2 separate regions of the Mus musculus genome follow, and region 2 is linked to region 1. Evidence: chromatin loops called from intact Hi-C (ENCODE). Cell type or tissue: left cerebral cortex. All regions are shown on one strand. Each heading gives the region's core, and the rest is flanking DNA. Links, peaks and the distances in the headings are about the cores only. Region 1 has its middle 57 kb from the start of Agbl1. Region 2 overlaps Agbl1 (ATP/GTP binding protein-like 1).

Region 1 (8,344 bases), core at 331-8,330:
GAGACAGAAGACCTGGGTTTTTATGAGCAGCAGATCCCCAGACCCAGCTCTACCAGTGTTAGCAAAGTCCCTTAGGAGATTTGAAGAACTAAAGTCCACCTAGACATCTCCAAGATAACTTACACGAAAGTCATCCTCTGACAAAAGACGGCAAAGAGTGAAAAGATAACAGTCTATTTTAAGACAGCCCCTAAGGGGTTTCCAAATATCTTTAGGCCAGCTGACAGGCCTGATCTGTGTAGGAGGTGCCTCACTTATCTCTCATCGCTTATCTCTTACTTCCTGCCATCCCTACCTTGACATGTAATAGACCGAGGGTTTTATTTTTAAAGCTGTAAAAAGAAAACACAGTTGCAATGCTGGCTCACAACTGTATGATCTCAGAACTGTTTCCTAATTGCTTAATTATTCGCATCTGTAAATGAAAATAATAAAAGCAGCACTTAGGAAAATGCCTATAAAGCAGGCAAGAGCCTTCCCGTTCTTTCCATTTCTCCCTCTTCATCTCCCTCAAACAAAGAAGTCTAAACATAATGAGCTCAAGACAAAGGAGAGAGGGGAACATAAACCACAGTGAAGTGTAGAGAAACCACATCACCCAAGTCATACCCACGTCAATAAGCCATGGGAAATTTTAAACTTTATTTCAACAAATATCAATCAAGAACCTAGTAGATAATGATCCATGGGACATAAAGATTGAAAAGTGATACCAGCCAGGCAAAAACTGATACTTAATGCTTCTGGCCTTTTTACTCATTCAATGGCACTTTACATCAGATCTTTCATGTACATATTATCCTCCCCCCCCCCCCCCCGCCGCAGAGAGCTGTATATTCCCATCTTATTATTCATAAAAACCAAGTGAAATGGATTTTTAAAATATTTTTTGATCTTGCAGTCAATACAGTAGTGAAAAAGGCATTTTTGGCAGGGGGCATTAGTGTTGATAATGGGAGGGGTTTAATACAATCAAATCACCTTCTCTATGCACAGCAGTGTCCTAATGAAGCGTAGTTTATTATATACTTAATGTATAAATATTTTTTAAAGAGCCACTTGGACCAGGAAGTCTAACCAAAGTAGCAAATTTGGTTAACTATTCGGTTGACTGAATTCTTTCATAGACTAGATTCAACACTGTAGTAGACCGATAGAAAGTACCACACCTTCCCACCCAACTTCACCAAAATGGGGTCTCAAGTAGTCCAGGCTGGCCTTGGACACACTATGAAGCCAAGGATGGCCTTGGGAATTCTGATTCTCTTTCCTTTACTTCTCAAGTGCTGGAATTACAGGTGTACACCACAAAACCCAGTGTTATGTAGTAGTGGGGGTAAACTCAGGATTTCTTGCATGCTAGTCAATCACTGAACTATATTCTCAACCCCATTTCACTTTTATTTGTGAGAAAAAAAATCATTTGCTTTATCCTAGAAGGGCTTTCCAAGTTTGATATGAAGCAAACTTTTGCTGAAGCAAAGAATGATTGCTTCACCCATAGGCCCCACTGAGACTTTGAGGAAATTATATTCACATGGCTCTCAAATGATAAAAAAAAAAAAACAATTAAAGCACAATTCATTATTGTATTCTAAATATGGGCCAAGTTAGGTCCCCTGAAGCCTATTAACCTATTAACTACATATACTAGAAGTTTGCATAGTCTTTCAGTAAGTTATTCTACAGCAGAAGTCAAGAAGGGAAATAGCGCAGTTGAGATCATACTATGAGCCCTGTAAAGTAGGAGAAGTTTGTCCATGTTGGTACATGTGAGAATCAAAGCAAATAAAAGCAGTTTTCAAATATCTATGCAAAAGCCTGAATATAAGAAAATGAGGAGAAGGGGAGGAGGGAGAGAGAGACAGAGAGAGAGAGAAGGAGGAGGAGGAGGAGGAGGAGGAGGAGGAGGAGGAGGAGGAGGAACAGTATTACTGAGTGTCATGTGTCTTGTTGCTCAAGATACTTGATGCCATCTGTATTAGTTACTTTTCTAGTGATGTGATAGCCAAAGCATCTTATAGAAGAATGGATTTCCTGGGCTTATAGTTCCAGAGGATTAAAGTCCACGGTGGCAGAGCAGAGGCAGCAGGCAGCAACAGCACACCAGCAGGCATAGCAGGTAGAACAAAAGCTGGGAGCTTATCTTGCACTACACATGAAAAGAAGAAATAGGAGACTGAGAATATCGAAGAGCTTTGAAACATTAAACCTCACATGTACCTGAATTTTGCTATTTTGTAGGTTCTCCCCCCCCCCAGCCCTTTATTCCCCCGGTTTCATCTCTATCAATAGAGAAAAATAGAAGGGAGAGAGAAGATAGAGATCTTTGAATCTAATTTAATTCTTCTAGTTTCTTTCTTGAGCACAACTACTAACAAACTGCATCCAAGATCCCTGAATAACCAACAACCTCTCTAGCATTTATAAACCCTCTAAAAAGTTCCCAGAATTCCAAGCATCACACAATTGCAGAAACTATCCCCAGGTGGCAAAACCACACCTCTGCTAAAGCACGGAACAAATCATAAGTCAGCTGCTTTGGACAATTCAAAATGGAGCAGCCCCACATCTGTACAGCTGAGATTGAAATGAAAACACATTCTTATAATATTTCCATGTTTTTTAAAGACACTGAAAGTCCAGAATTGTTACTACACCCACCCCCGCCCCAAGTTATAGTTCCTCGAGTCAGGCCACACCTCCTAAACAACCAACTGAGGACCAGGTACTCAAACATCTAAGCCTTTTGTTCATATTCTCATCCAAGCCAGCACACCTTCTCTATTATTACAACTATATTAGGGTAGCTGAACCTGCTGAGGTTAAGTAATTTCCCACAGCATGCTCTAGAAAACAATGGGACTCCATCGTTTAATTCTCAGCTTGACCATCCAGAAGCAGAGATTATTAAAGAAAGTCTTAAAGAACTTGACAAGTCATTCTTCTATTCAGACTAGCTTAATTCTCAGACATCTCGACTGTTTCACCCCACACTGATTGTTCTTTAAAATCAGAAGAAGAAGAAAAAAAAAAGATGGAAGAATTTTTTCTGAGCTCTGTGGTGGTTTGAATGTAAAATGCCTCCCACCCCCACCCCACCCTCACAGGCCCATATTTCTGAGTACTTGGTCCTCAAATAATAGTGCTAATTTTGAAGGTTATTGAACCTTTAGAAGATGAAGCATCACTAAGGAAATGGCTCATGGTGGGGGTGACCTTAAGGTTTAATTAATTCAGCCCTACTTCCTCTACTCTCCTTCCTGACTACAAACACTATGTGACTAGCCCCTTCACTCTTCTATGGTCATGTCTTCCCTGTTATGGTAGGCTCTATAAGCCAAAATAAAGTATTCCTCTGTTAAATTACTTTGTGTCAGGTATCTGATTACACCAATGAGGAAAATGATAACTAATATAGAATTCATTGATTCAGAGAGAATGGTGTTGTCAGGCTGTCTCCTAGAACCTGAACAGTATAGTCCCAGGAGTTGAAGTTTAGGATGCAACTAAGCCACTGGCTTGCTTCAAGAAGAGCCACATTATCAAGGGGCCAACATTTTACATCTCACTTTGACTCATTCCCTTAAGAAGTGTGTATAGAACATAGCTAGGTGCCACATGCTGATGGAAAGGACAGGATGTGTCCCAATAGAAGTTACCACCCAGTGAAAGTGCCAATATGGCTGCATTGAGGGTGGATGCTACAAGAAAACAGTGAGTGATACATAATTGGTTGGGTGAAGAATAGTATGTCTTAATACTTAAGACAAATTAAGGAAGCTGCTCTGAGCAGAGCAAAAAGTTATCTGACATAAGAAAGCTGCTGTGTCCTGGCATCATAAGAGAATGTATGGACAAGAATGTGAGGTCCTGCCAAGCTGTATATATGAACACTAGACTTTTTCCCTCTGAGCACACAGCAGAGGAAACTTTGTTTCCCAGACTCTCTTGCAGACAAGGAATGTCAGTGCAGAGTATGTGTCATGATCACTATAAATGGAGAATGGAAAAATAGAATGAGAATTTTTTTTAAAAAAAAATGTATTCACGGGCTCTGCCTAATGCTCAAAGCCGCATTCAAAGAGGAGATGGCATCTGATTTGGACTCTGAATGATGAATAGGAGTTCTCTACATGGTGAAGGACAGGAAGGGCAATTCAGGTGGAGAAAAATAGCACATGCAGTGGACCAAAAATACATAGCCTTTAAACATCAGGGGACCAATGAAGAGCTGTATCATATATACCACTGAGCTTTAATCTCCATAATGATTCTGTAAGCACCCAGGAAGCCAGAGATGCTGTCGGTTTCTTTTGCATCTTTATGTGCCTATGGTAAAAAGAAAGGAAGAAAGATGGGGCGCTAGAGAAAGGGAGGGGTGGTATAGTACACATGGCTGCAGGCAATCCACCCATCCTCAGCCACACAGGGATGGTCTCAGTGTTGAGAGAGAATACTCAGGGTTCATTTGTGTTTGATTTACCCCATGTCTATATTCACTTCACACCACCTGACAGCTGTTTTAGACCATTTCCCTCGTCATTGGAAGCATGATCGTGCCCAAAATGCAAGTTGTAAATAGTGCGCATTACATAATAAAGCTGGATTTAATGCATAGCATGTTTTATGAATGCTGCAACATTTATTGTATATTTTAAAGTTGTCATTGACCTTTATTAAAGGGGGGCACTTTTATTATAAGTACACTATGCCAGAAAAGTCTCCCCCATAAGCCCCAAGAGCGAATCTGGGTTTGTTCGCTGTAAGTGATATAGAAAACCAAGCACACTCTGGCTGGCCTGGATTATGTTTCCCCGGTGGCATCCCTCACCCACACACCTCTCGCATGAGTGATTGGAAGGAAAGACAGATCGAGTTCACCTGGAACAGGGTGAATGCCAAGGAAATAAATAGAATTTGTGATGTTTTATTTCAGTTTTGACCATAAAGACTAATGAATAAATGACTTCAGCTCTGTGTCAGCTAATATGTCATGAGTATGAGAGGCAGTCTATTAGATACTGGAATTGTATTTGTACTTCACTTCTCATCCCCATGAACAGCCTACACCTGGGACTCTCTCACTGTTGCAGATGATCTTCATAGCCACCATTTGGCAGACCAGATACTCTTCCTTCCAATCTTTTCCCCACCCTTTTCCTGAACACACAAAACCTTTCCTGAAAGACCTAAACATTAGTCCAGGTTCTTTAATGCTTGTCAATACAGAAGAGGCTGAAGCCGGAAGGTCTTGAATTTGAGGGTAGCCTGGACTACATAAGAATATCCATTTTATCCTTATTGTTTTTGAGAGAAGGGGAGAGAGAAGGAGGGAAAGAAAGAGAAAGAGGGAGAGAGAGGAGACAGAGGGAGAGAGGGAGAGGGAAAGATGGAGAGAGAGAGGAAGAGAGAAATGAATATTTAGTACTATTTAGTATGGCAACCACAGGCATATGTGGCTATTTAAATTCAATTTCAAAAATATATGGTTAAAAATCTTGTTTCTCATGTAAGATATCTATGCTTAAAATGCTCAAGATACATACATGTCTTTGGTCTACTATATCAAAGACACATGTCTACTATATCAAGAGACACTCATGTCTGCCTGCAACCTACTGTATCAAAACACACATGCCTGCAGTCTTCTGTCTTGGACAATGGAGACAAATAGAGTGTTTCCATCTTTGCAAAAAATTATATTCAACTACATTACTATAGACCACTGACCCCTTCAGGAACTTAGGAATAACTGCATATTCCGGTTGTACTGTGCCAACTCATCTTTCTGACCTTACATTTTAATTTCTCTGCCTCTTTCCCTGAATCTAGCTATTTTCCGCCTCCAAGCTTGCAAACCCCAACCCCCATTCCATTCTTGTCTGTGCTTGCCTCTTCTTTCCTTTACACCCATCCATTCGCTTGAGGAGGTGTATGGCACTTGCTTCCTCCATGCCAGAGGTGCAAAGACAAAGGAGGCTCCATTCCTTATCCTCAAGGACATCAAATTCATTTGAGCAATGAGCACTAATTACAACACTTGGTTGTTGAACAAGAATTCACAAGTCAAAACATTTTGCTTCTTGCTTAAGCACCTTCAATAGGGCAATATTTCCCTATGGAAATGTTAAAAAATATTTGCTGTAAATTGTTCAACATATGGATACAGTTTCAGGGAATTATCTTTCTATACTTCAGAAGTGAGGAATAGTAAAGTATCCCTTATACACTTTCCTTTATTGTAAGATTAATATCACTTATTTAAACTCTTACAATTTAATGCTCTTGAGAAATGCATCTGCCCCTTGTAAACACTTTGATAAGGAAGGGCTTAATTTGGAATGAATAAGTATGGGGTTCTCTTTCTTATGGAGGATTTGGGGCATTAGAGTATGCTAAATGCTTGTGCCACTTTGTGAAAGTCTTTTATGCAAGGTGAACCTAGAAGACCTGTGGGGTTGTAAATCTCTGCTATTCATTTATACCATACTGACTGACAAGCATTTTCTCTCCCTCCGTGATGTAGATATAGGCCAGATGAGAGCAGATAAAAAGTAGAGAAAGGCAGGTTTATTAGGAGGCAGCTCTTGGGTGGCTTCACCGATCTCACAGGAGGAGGTCAGTGACGTCACACATCCAGGCTAAAGCAAGGGGATTTTAGAGAGTTTAGGCGAGGAGTGATGATCTGCCAGCAAGAAGCTGGGATGATGTTCATACGTGTCAAAAACTGAATGCCTGGGAGGGCACATTTGAGTGGATTGTCAGAAACAGGGAGACGGGGAGTGATGATATGTTAGCCTGGAGTTTTCTCTAAGCACACGGGGGAGTTGTCTCTGTGTGGGTGGGTCTGGAGAAGAAGGACTGATGGGGTTTCCCAGCTTGTGCAGGGGATGAGCAGGGGTTCCAGCCTAACACTGACTACCCTCACCTAATTGCCTCAGAAGAAGATAGAGAAAGAAGCAAGACCACTCAGGCCAACAGGTGGAAGTTCCTTCTTTGCTACAATGACAGTAGTGGCAGTTACTATTATATGCCTGTGTGAGTACTGGCTCTATTTGGAATGACAGTAGCCTCCTTTCAGATAACCATAACCTTGATTTTAAAAAACCAGGCTTTGTTGGCTCCAGCCCCACTCATCCATCTGCATCAATCTGCATTTTGCCCACCGCAGAAGAAATCAAGCATTTCCTGCTTCTTCAAACTCTATAAAATGAATGCCTTTGATGGATGCATATGCCTAGGGAGCAGTGTCTAGAAATAACTTGATAGGAAGTCCCATGCTTCAAGCCACATGAACAGAGGATGATGAAAATCCCTGCCCAGATCATCCCTCTATAGGTTATGGTACACTCCCAGCATCCTTTGCATCAACTCAAAACTCCTGGCTACATTTATTTAGAGTTGGGGGATATTTTACAACCCCTTACCCAATGGATTAAAAACTCCAAAGGACCAAAGCCAGCTTGCAATGGGCCATGGCAATACCAAACCTCATAACTGTTAAGAATTGCCCCCACTTGAGCAGGGCGATGGTGGCACACGCCTTTAATCCTAGCACTTGGGAGGCAGAGGCAGGTGGATTTCTGAGTACAAGGCCAGTCTGGTATATGACGTGAGTTCCAGGGCAGCCAGGGATACACAGAGAAACCCTGTCTCAAAAAAACAAAAATAAAAAAAATAAATAAAGTGTTGCCCCACTCTCACCAGCCTGAAACCAAACAGCTTGGGCTTGAACCGTGAGTCCATCAACCACTGTGGAACATATTTATCGCCTCACTCTAAAACCTTCATTTTGTTTCACCAGCAAATTGGAGAAACTATAGTACCCACTCTATAAAGCTATTGGGAGGATTAATTAAGAAAATCCAGACAATAATCCTAATGTTTAGCACAAGGCCTGGTTCCTGCTCCATACTTAATCCATTGCTTTCTTGGTTTCCTGTTGGACTTTCTTGTTCTGCTGGACCTGGCAACAGAGACCAGGTCGGCCAGGCTGTGGAAGGCAGGGACTTTCTGTGTCCATTTTTACTTTCTTCGGGACATCGTTGCATTTGATTTACTCTCCAGAAAGAATTGATATTCACTAAGACTCAAGAAAACCAAGACAGGATAACGGGCTGGCAAAAAGAGGCAGAGCTCCCTGCCTTATAGCAGCTGTCACCTAAATGGGGGTCTCATGCTTTTACCCCAAGACTAAATCTTTGCACCTTCTCCATGAAATGACCTGAAGCCTGGACTGAAGAATCCTTCCCATTATCTTTTTATCACACTGAGCAGTGGAAGAGCTGTGGTTTCTCAGGATGCTAAGGGTGGAATCTCTTCTTCCAAGTGAAAAACTTCT
Region 2 (8,344 bases), core at 12-8,011, 63 kb before region 1:
ATGCTCCACTATGTTTGTAGCGGCCTTATTTATAATAGCCAGAACCTGGAACGAACCCAGATGTCCTTCAACAGAGGAATGGATACAGAAAATGTGGTTCACTTACATAATGAAGTGCTACTCAGCAATTAAAAACAATGAATTTATGAAATTCTTAGGCAAATGAGAAAATATCATCCTGAGTGAGGTGACTCAGTCACAAAGGAACAAACACAGTATATACTCAATAATAAGTGGATATTAGCCCCAAAGTTCAGAATACCCAAGATTCAATTCACAGACCATATGAAGCCTAAGAAGGAAGACCAAAATATGGATGTTTCAGTGCTTCTTAGAAGGGTGAACAAAATACTCACAGGAGGAAGTATGGAGACAAAGTGTGGAGCAGAGACTGAAGGGAAGGCCATCCAGGGACCACCCTGCCTGGGATCCATCCCATATATAGTCACCAAACCCTGATACTATTGTGGATGCTGGGAAGTGCTTGCTGATGGAAGCCTGATATAGCTGTCTCCTGAGAGGCTCTGCCAAAGCCTGAGAAATACAGAGGAGAAAGCTCACAGTCAACCATTGGACTTAGCTCAGGGGTCCCCAATGGAGAAGTTGGAGAAGGAACTAAAGAAGCTGAGAGGATTTGCAGCCCCATGGAGGGGACTGGACCACCAACCAAAGAATACACATGGAGCAACCCATGGCGCTGGACACATATGGCCACAGAGGATGGCCTAGTTGGACATCAGTGGGAGGAGAGGCCCTTGGACCTGAGGATGTTCAATACCCCAGTGAAACAGAATGCCAGGGCCAGAGGAGAGAGTGGGTGGTGGAACACCCTCATAGGGTCAGGGGGAGGGGGGAGGGGATGGGGGTTTCTAAAGAGGAGACCTGGAAAGGGGAAAACATTTGAAATGTAAATAAAGAAAATATCCAGTCCAATTAATTAATTAATCAATTGGTTAATTAATTTTAAAATTTTTAAAGAATATTATATCAAGGAAATAGTATTAAATAAAGGAAAGGTTAATGGAACACTCTTTTAGACCTGTTTAGAAATATTTCTTTGGATTAAATCTAATCTGTGTTGTCAGGATACCAGTAGCTTACTTCACATGAATTAGCAGCGGCAGCTTAATCCACTCAGAAACACCATGGATGAATCAGCAATGGCGGGTCGATCTAGAAGAAACCTCAAGGCTCTGCCATTTATTTGCCAATAAATGCCCATTACTAATAATTAACAAATTATTATATTAAACCAATCTCAAAATGGCCAAATGTATGATTCAGCATATACAAGTCTCCTAAAGCAGTCAGTTTTATAAGAAAGAAGTGGAATCATGGTCTCCAGGGTCCAGTGGGGAAGCAGGAGAAGCTGTTGTAGGTGAAGTGACTTGGAGATTGCATGATCAATGAGACTGTACACATCCTAATTAACTGAATACTTAAAACTGGCTTAAATGATGCATTATGTGGTATGTGTATTTTATTTCAGTTTTTTTTTTTATGAGACAAACTTGAAGTAGAAATTTGGGGGTTTTTTGGAGACTCAGTTGTGTCGTGTGATGTTTTTCTGGAAACTGTCTTATGAGAGGATGTTTGTGCTGAAGCAGACATGTGGGAGGATGTTTTGCTAAAAACAGACATGTGGTGGTTTTCTTCAGGCAGCCTGGAAAAAGGGCATGTGATGTTTTGCTAGAGCTGATGCTTGAAAGAACACGTGATGTTTGAAAAGGATAAATAAAGCCCAACAGATCATGGACAACAGTGGATGACATTAGTATACCTTGTTATTATTTATTGGTCATCGTTGGGCTTTGCTAATGCTGGTCTTCACTGACGACTCTGGGTGATATTGGTATGCCTTATCATTCTTTGTTGGTCATCGTGTGTTGTGATTTCATAAAGAAAAATACTCCAAAAATCTTCTAATGATGCTCGGGTGCCTGACCACTTCCTCGGTCTAGGGCCAATTGGCAGAGCCTTGTGGTTTCCTCTAGACTGACCTGCCATTGCTGATTTGTAAATGGTGTTTGCGAGTGGATCAAGCTGCCACTGCTAATTCATGTGACCCAAACTATTGATATCCTGTTGATACAAATTAGATTGAATCCAAAGAACTATTTCTAAACAGGCCCACATCCTCCTTTGCTCTATTAACCTTTCCTTCCTACTACTTCTGGTGGGTAGTGGGGGGAAAAAGGTTAAAACATTTTTTAAAAATATACTAAAAGTAGGTTTTTAAAAATCTAAGCCTACACAGAATCTCTTTATATAACCTCATCAGACCTCATCGGTAATTCTCCTGCCTCAGGCTTCTGAGTGCTAGGATTACAGGTGTGTGCCATTGTGTCTTGACTACAGTTAAATTTTTAAAATAAAAACACGTGAAATGAAAACAAAAAGAGGAGGGGAGGGAGAAAGGAGGGGAAGGAATGCACTCAGGATGGACTCTGGACCATTCCATTCATCTCTTGGATCCCTCCTTCATGCCTAGCATCACTGTTCTTGCCTCTCTTGTCTTTTACTTGCTTTCCACTGATAAGGAACCAACCTGCAGAACTCTTCTGAAGAAACCATGCAACATCAAGGCACAGATCCAATAAACCCTCTACTTCCTTCAGTCCATGTCTGGCAGAAGGATAAGAAGGTCACACCCAGGAGGATGCATTTCCATTCACCCATTTCTGAAATATGAAGAGGTGCCCAGTCTGTTTGATTCATTGCTGCCTGCCCAATAAGTATACATACAGTAACAAGTAACCAACATTTCCTCTAGGGATGCCTAACCCAGTGTTCAGACAGAAACTGTGTTTGGTTCTCTTAAGACTCACTCCAACTTTAGAAACTGCATAAATTGTAGAGCAAATGCTGCCAGTTTGTAGTGTCCGTTGTGGGCATGGGATTCTCTGTTGGCCATTTGCCTCAGCCTCTCACCAATTTCCAATTATACCTCAAAGCCATGCTAACCTCCATATTTTACCCTTTGCTGTGTGGAGGTAGAACTGGAACCAGGACTCTGAGTGTGGAAATGCTACCTATCCTTGGTTCTTAAGAGTGCATAAGACTTCTTCAGTTAGCTCTGGCTGCCTTAATATAGCCACATGGTAAGAGTAGCATTGCTGCCAGAGCATTTAAATATTACCTATAAAATAAGTACACATTGTATTTAGAACATTCTCCTCCATTAATGTAATCAAGCCTAGGCTTAGACTTAATCTATCCCTTCCCTGTGAGGTGGGCATGGAGTTGGGAAAAGGCTCAAAAGCAGGTGAGATACAGAGATGAGGGAAAATGAAAAAGAGCTCCAGGCTGTAGCCAATCAGAGCAGAGATAGGAACGGGACTGGGGACATAAGTTAGTTCAAGAACAAAGGGTGATCATTTTCCTCTGTGCTGTAGTCACTGGCAAGCTACCCAAATCCAGTAACTAGCTTTGCATCCATGCTAACGAAAGCTATCCTCTTTCTGTGTCTCTGTCTCTGTCTCTCTGTCTCTCTGTCTCTCTGTCTCTCTGTCTCTGTCTCTCTCTCTATCTCTCTGTCTCTCTGTCTCTCTCTGCCTCTCTCTCTCTCTTTTACAGACACACATACACACACTGTAACACATTGGACATCAGTCTCTGTCCTCCACACACAAGCACATCCATCCATGAACACATCCATGTACATTCATAGCACACGGGCACATACCCACATGAACACTTACATATACCACATAAAGATATATTAAAATAAGAATTAAATCTAAGGAAAAGAAAAGTAGGTCAAGGATATCCACTTTGATAACAACGCAAAACAGTGTTGCATCAAATCAAGTATCACCCAGGTCAAACAGCTCTATAGATGCCACCTTCGTTGCAGCCACATTCAGGAATTAACAGGAATTTCTCTGAGTGGTTCAGGCCTGAAGCTTATCACCCAACACCCTTCACAACCTAAGCAAACCTCTGTCTCCATCTCTTTTCCAGTATGCATTTTATTTTAATCAAATTGAATATCATCTCAAATTCCTTATGTATTTTTTGCTAGGTATGCATGATCTCATGTTCTTTGCTGAAACTGTGGTCACCTTCTAAGGCTTATCCAGGAGTTGTTTCCATTGCAAATTCCATGGAATTGTCTCAGGGTGTTCACTTTTACCACAGCTGTTATGCCATGTAAATTTATTTTTGAAATATATCTTCCTACTTTCTCATATGAATCAGGTTTTCAAGCAGGAACTGCTTTTAAGTATGATTGCCACTATTGAACAGAGGCCCCTGTGTTTATGCCTTTGCATACATTTTTTTTCTAAAGTTATGGGCAGCCTATTAGTAGGTATTGTAAATCTCATTTTGATGACAAAGAAATTTCAAACAAAGGAACAGCAGTTGTTTGTCCAGGGACACACAGTTTTAAACAAAGGATCATGTGTTTTCTCTCTCTCATATACCACCCACCCAATGGTCCTCTGAATCTCTTATATCACAGAAAAGGTGATAGACTAATGGGGGCGGGGTGGATGATGGGTGGCGGGTGGACAGTATTGAGAATATGTAACTGCCCCATATCAAAAGCACTACCTTCCTTTATCAGGAGCTATTTTGCATCCTGCTGTTAAGATGTAGAATAATCCTCCCTCTGTTGTGAGAAACTCACATTCCTTCAGCCTTCTATTTCATCAGGCCAAAGTATTTCCCTCAAAGTAACAAATAAGTAGGTCTCTCCAACATCACTTAAGAAAGACTCAGACAGACTTTGTAGTGGCAATATCTGCTTCACATCCTCTTTCATAGTAGTTTACGAAATGTATGTTATTGAGCCTTGGGTGGCTTCAACTTTCATTTGGGCAGTGATCGTCTCACCTCAAAGGCAGACAGACACACCTCCTTTATGGGTGGCAGAGTGATGTGAAGTGATGAAGGTACCCATTTGGCACAAAAGAGCACTTGTCCATTTTCTCTGACCTCAAAAGGCTTCAAGATAATCTGTGAAATCAGTACTGTCTTGGAGAAAAACACCTAGTGAAGGTTTTGTTCTACTTCCAAGATGTTACGTCTGTATGCAGCCTTTGAGGTCCAGGTTTGTTTGTTTGTTTGAGGGTCAGTTTGATTGGCATGGTTGTCCCTTAGGGGTTGACAGAGGATACATCATGATGTTTTCTTTCCATTGGGCATAAGATTAGGGTGATTTTTTTTTCTTTTTCTTTACTGGTGATCAAAATTAAGACAGTTTATTCTACATTCATGTTCATGTCATAATTGAGGCAAAGGTCTCCAACAAACTCAGCTTCCTCAAACAACCAAAGAGAACAGTCTTAGCAAGTTCTGGGAAGTCAATTCATAGTGTTCTCTATCGAAGTAGGCAATGCTTAGCTAGATCTGTCCAAGCCTTTCTGTTTCTGCCAAAGGAGAAAGCTCTGTCTTTGTCCAACCTAGTTCCATAGATAAAAGACATGGATACATCCTCACCCCCCCCCCGTGAAGTCTAAAAGGGAAATTATCAAGCACACGTGGAAGCAAAAATGACTAAATTCTATGAATGAGACAGTCATCAGTTTCCCACACACACACACCCTCACTATGTCCCAGGCACTAAGTCACCTGTCATCTTGAAAATAATCCTTGGAGGATCAAGCTCAAAGAAAAGGCTAGACTGGATGCCCCAGTCCAGGTTTCCTACTAGCAAAAGTCAGTATTTACTCAAGACAGGAAACACCACATCCTGAAACCTACTTTATTCACAGTCCATAATAAATGCTGTTCTTGGAACCTCATTTGAGAAAAGCAGTCAGTGATACACATTTTGGCATAGCTGCAGACCTGGGATTCAGTTTGGACAGCTATATCATAAAATAATAAAGTATGAATGCAAACAGCAAGCACGTGCCCATATCACAGCATGGAGTGTGCCAAAGCTGACCTAATCATTATATATTTTTCATGATTCAATAAGGTTCTTAACTGGCATTTCATGGGACACTGCTGGATGAGGGCTTGTGACATCAGGGCTGGCACACAGTCCACATCCTGTGACCCTGGCAGTCCCCCATCTTCCCCATTAACTCAAACCACAAGAGGAGACAAGAACGGCACAGAATGAGACACCTGCCTTTTTTCTAAGTGTATTGGAGTCCACCCAGGAAAGAGCAGGTTTATGAAGGATGTAGAGAAGTGTTCTCAGCATCTCAGAATTGTGTCTTTCTCTAGGGAAATCATCAAAACCACAGGCATTGGACAGCATGTATGCTTTACAGGTGCTTTCTAAAATATGATAGAAATATATGAGATGTTCTTTTTTTAAGTCTCACACTAAATGCTTAGAAACCACTTTTTTTATTGCTTCCCCTGCATAGATCCATAGAAGGGAAGGTCTGGGCGGTCAAGGAACTTACATAAGAATAAAGAGCCAGTAAGCTCTAGAGATGAGGCTGGACCACAGTCCTCTCTGCCTCTATGAACTGAGCTGTAGATGGCTCCCTGAATATTTCCATCAGTCTAGTTAATTTTCTACCTAAAACTCAAGCCGTCAAGGCCAGGAACTTGGAAAGTATCTCAGTAGAAAATTGATTCTTGTACTCTGGACAGAAATCAGGATGGGTTAAAACTAAAGAAACGGGAAAACAACAATTGTCTCATCCCCATCTGCACAGACTTACGCTGTGATTCCAAAGCGGTGATGTTCTTAAGGAGGGAGGCTTCTAGGATTGTGGGGGCATAACAGTGACATCTGCCTCAATGACTGTGCTCTTTCGAGCCCTGTTATCTTTTGGTTTTCCCCCAGTTAGGTTCTGAGCCATTATTCAAAACTCAGAATGTAAGTTTAGCTTCTGTTCATCCTCTCTAGAGGTTTGGAAAGCCACACAAAGCCTTTTGTCCGTCACGTTTGAGCATAATGAAAAAGGGTTGGTTTGGATTAGCAAAATCTTGGAAATTCCTAATTAGAAGTATTTCTACGTAACTCCTTTCAGAAGCCTTTCGGGGTCTCTCATTCAGTGGTTCTCAACCTGTGAGTTATAACTTCTTTGGGGGATCACATATCAGATATCCTGCATATCAACTATTTGTATTACGATTCATAACAGTAGTAAAATTATGATGTAGCAATGATATAACTTTATGACTGGGGGTCAGCACAAAATGAGGACCCTATATTAAAGTGTCACAATATTAGGAAGGTTGAGGACCACTGCTCTAAATGAAGCCAACAGGGAACAGGTATTGGGACAGGACATGAAATCCATCGTCCACGATGACTCCAGGCTCTCTCTGGGTTCACATTTTAAAAGGATTTTATAGTTCTAACTTTACAACAGGTATAGATAGACACGGGGGTCCTGGAAGCACTTAGTAGGGGTCAAACTGGCTCAAGTCAAGTACACTGCAACCAAACTAACCAGCACGAAACACACCGGTGTTATTTTAACGTTCTAGTTAATTGGAAACTAAGTAGGGCCTAGTGAAAATAATTAAATCTTTCTTTGATAATTGAGAATCTTGCAGTGCCCTGGAGTGCTCATTCTAAATATCAATTATAAGTCCCCTCTGGTAGGAAGACAGAAGATTAAGCTGAACCTGCAGTGACTTCCAGCCAACTGCAGGACATTCATTTCCACTGAGCTCTTGAAACCAATCCACAAGCATCTTTCTATCCCAAACAGCTAGAGCAAGGAAATTCTAATCAGCTAAGTCTTTCACTTTTGTGAACAGCAGTTAAGCAAGAATTCTATATAACTTCAGAAATTACAACAAAATGTTAACTTGTGGTATCCGATGATCAAAGCATCTAGCCACAAAATTGCTTTTAGATACACTTCACCAGCTGATTTTGAGGTTTGCTCCCACCTTCCACGCCCCTGAAGCAGATATGCCCTTGTCTTCCACACATCGCATACAATGAGCCAAACAACACTCAACAACTGAACGTCTTGAGAGACGACCCAGTCAGTGAAGTGCTTACCTTACAAGCATAAGGGCCTGAGTGTGATTGCTAGAATCCACACACAAGAGCTAGGCATGGTAGATGTGCTTAAAAATCCCAACACTGGGAGATGGGGCCAGGCAGGTTGTTGGGATTTACAGCCAGCCAGCCTTGTGAATTAGCAAGCTTCAGGTTCAGTGGGAGAACTCCGCCTCTAAGATCAAGGAGAAGAATGATAAATACCCAAGGTTGTCCTCTGACATCCACATATGCATGCACACATGGACATATGCACACGCAAACATACACGGGGCTGGGGGACATAAATGTATTCACGCAAATGAATTTGAAGTTCTTGAGTGCTGGCCCAGCTTCTCCTTTTCAACAGTCATGTGATATTGAAAACTTACTCCATTCGCTGCTAAGACTTATTCTCCTCTGGATACCTGA

The links. A loop is a pair of places that touch in the nucleus more often than their neighbours do. Peaks named below come from ENCODE experiments on the same cell type or tissue, not always from the same donor. Only the 100,000 strongest peaks of a DNase experiment are listed, where the experiment ranks them.
Region 2: it touches region 1 in a loop (2.7-fold over the local background); 2 of 42 quality-filtered maps call a loop at or near these places.

Annotation. Positions count from the first base shown.
Region 1 is chr7:76,168,342-76,176,685 of GRCm38, reverse strand. No RefSeq gene overlaps it. Among named protein-coding and RNA genes, the nearest start is that of Agbl1, 57 kb to the left of the region's middle. In left cerebral cortex, for the core only: no CTCF peak of the experiment used is centred there; a DNase peak (open chromatin) is centred at 4,192.
Region 2 is chr7:76,230,999-76,239,342 of GRCm38, reverse strand. The region is part of intron 1 of Agbl1 (ATP/GTP binding protein-like 1); the gene reads right to left. Among named protein-coding and RNA genes, the nearest start is that of Agbl1, 5.3 kb to the right of the region's middle. In left cerebral cortex, for the core only: no CTCF peak of the experiment used is centred there; no DNase peak of the experiment used is centred there.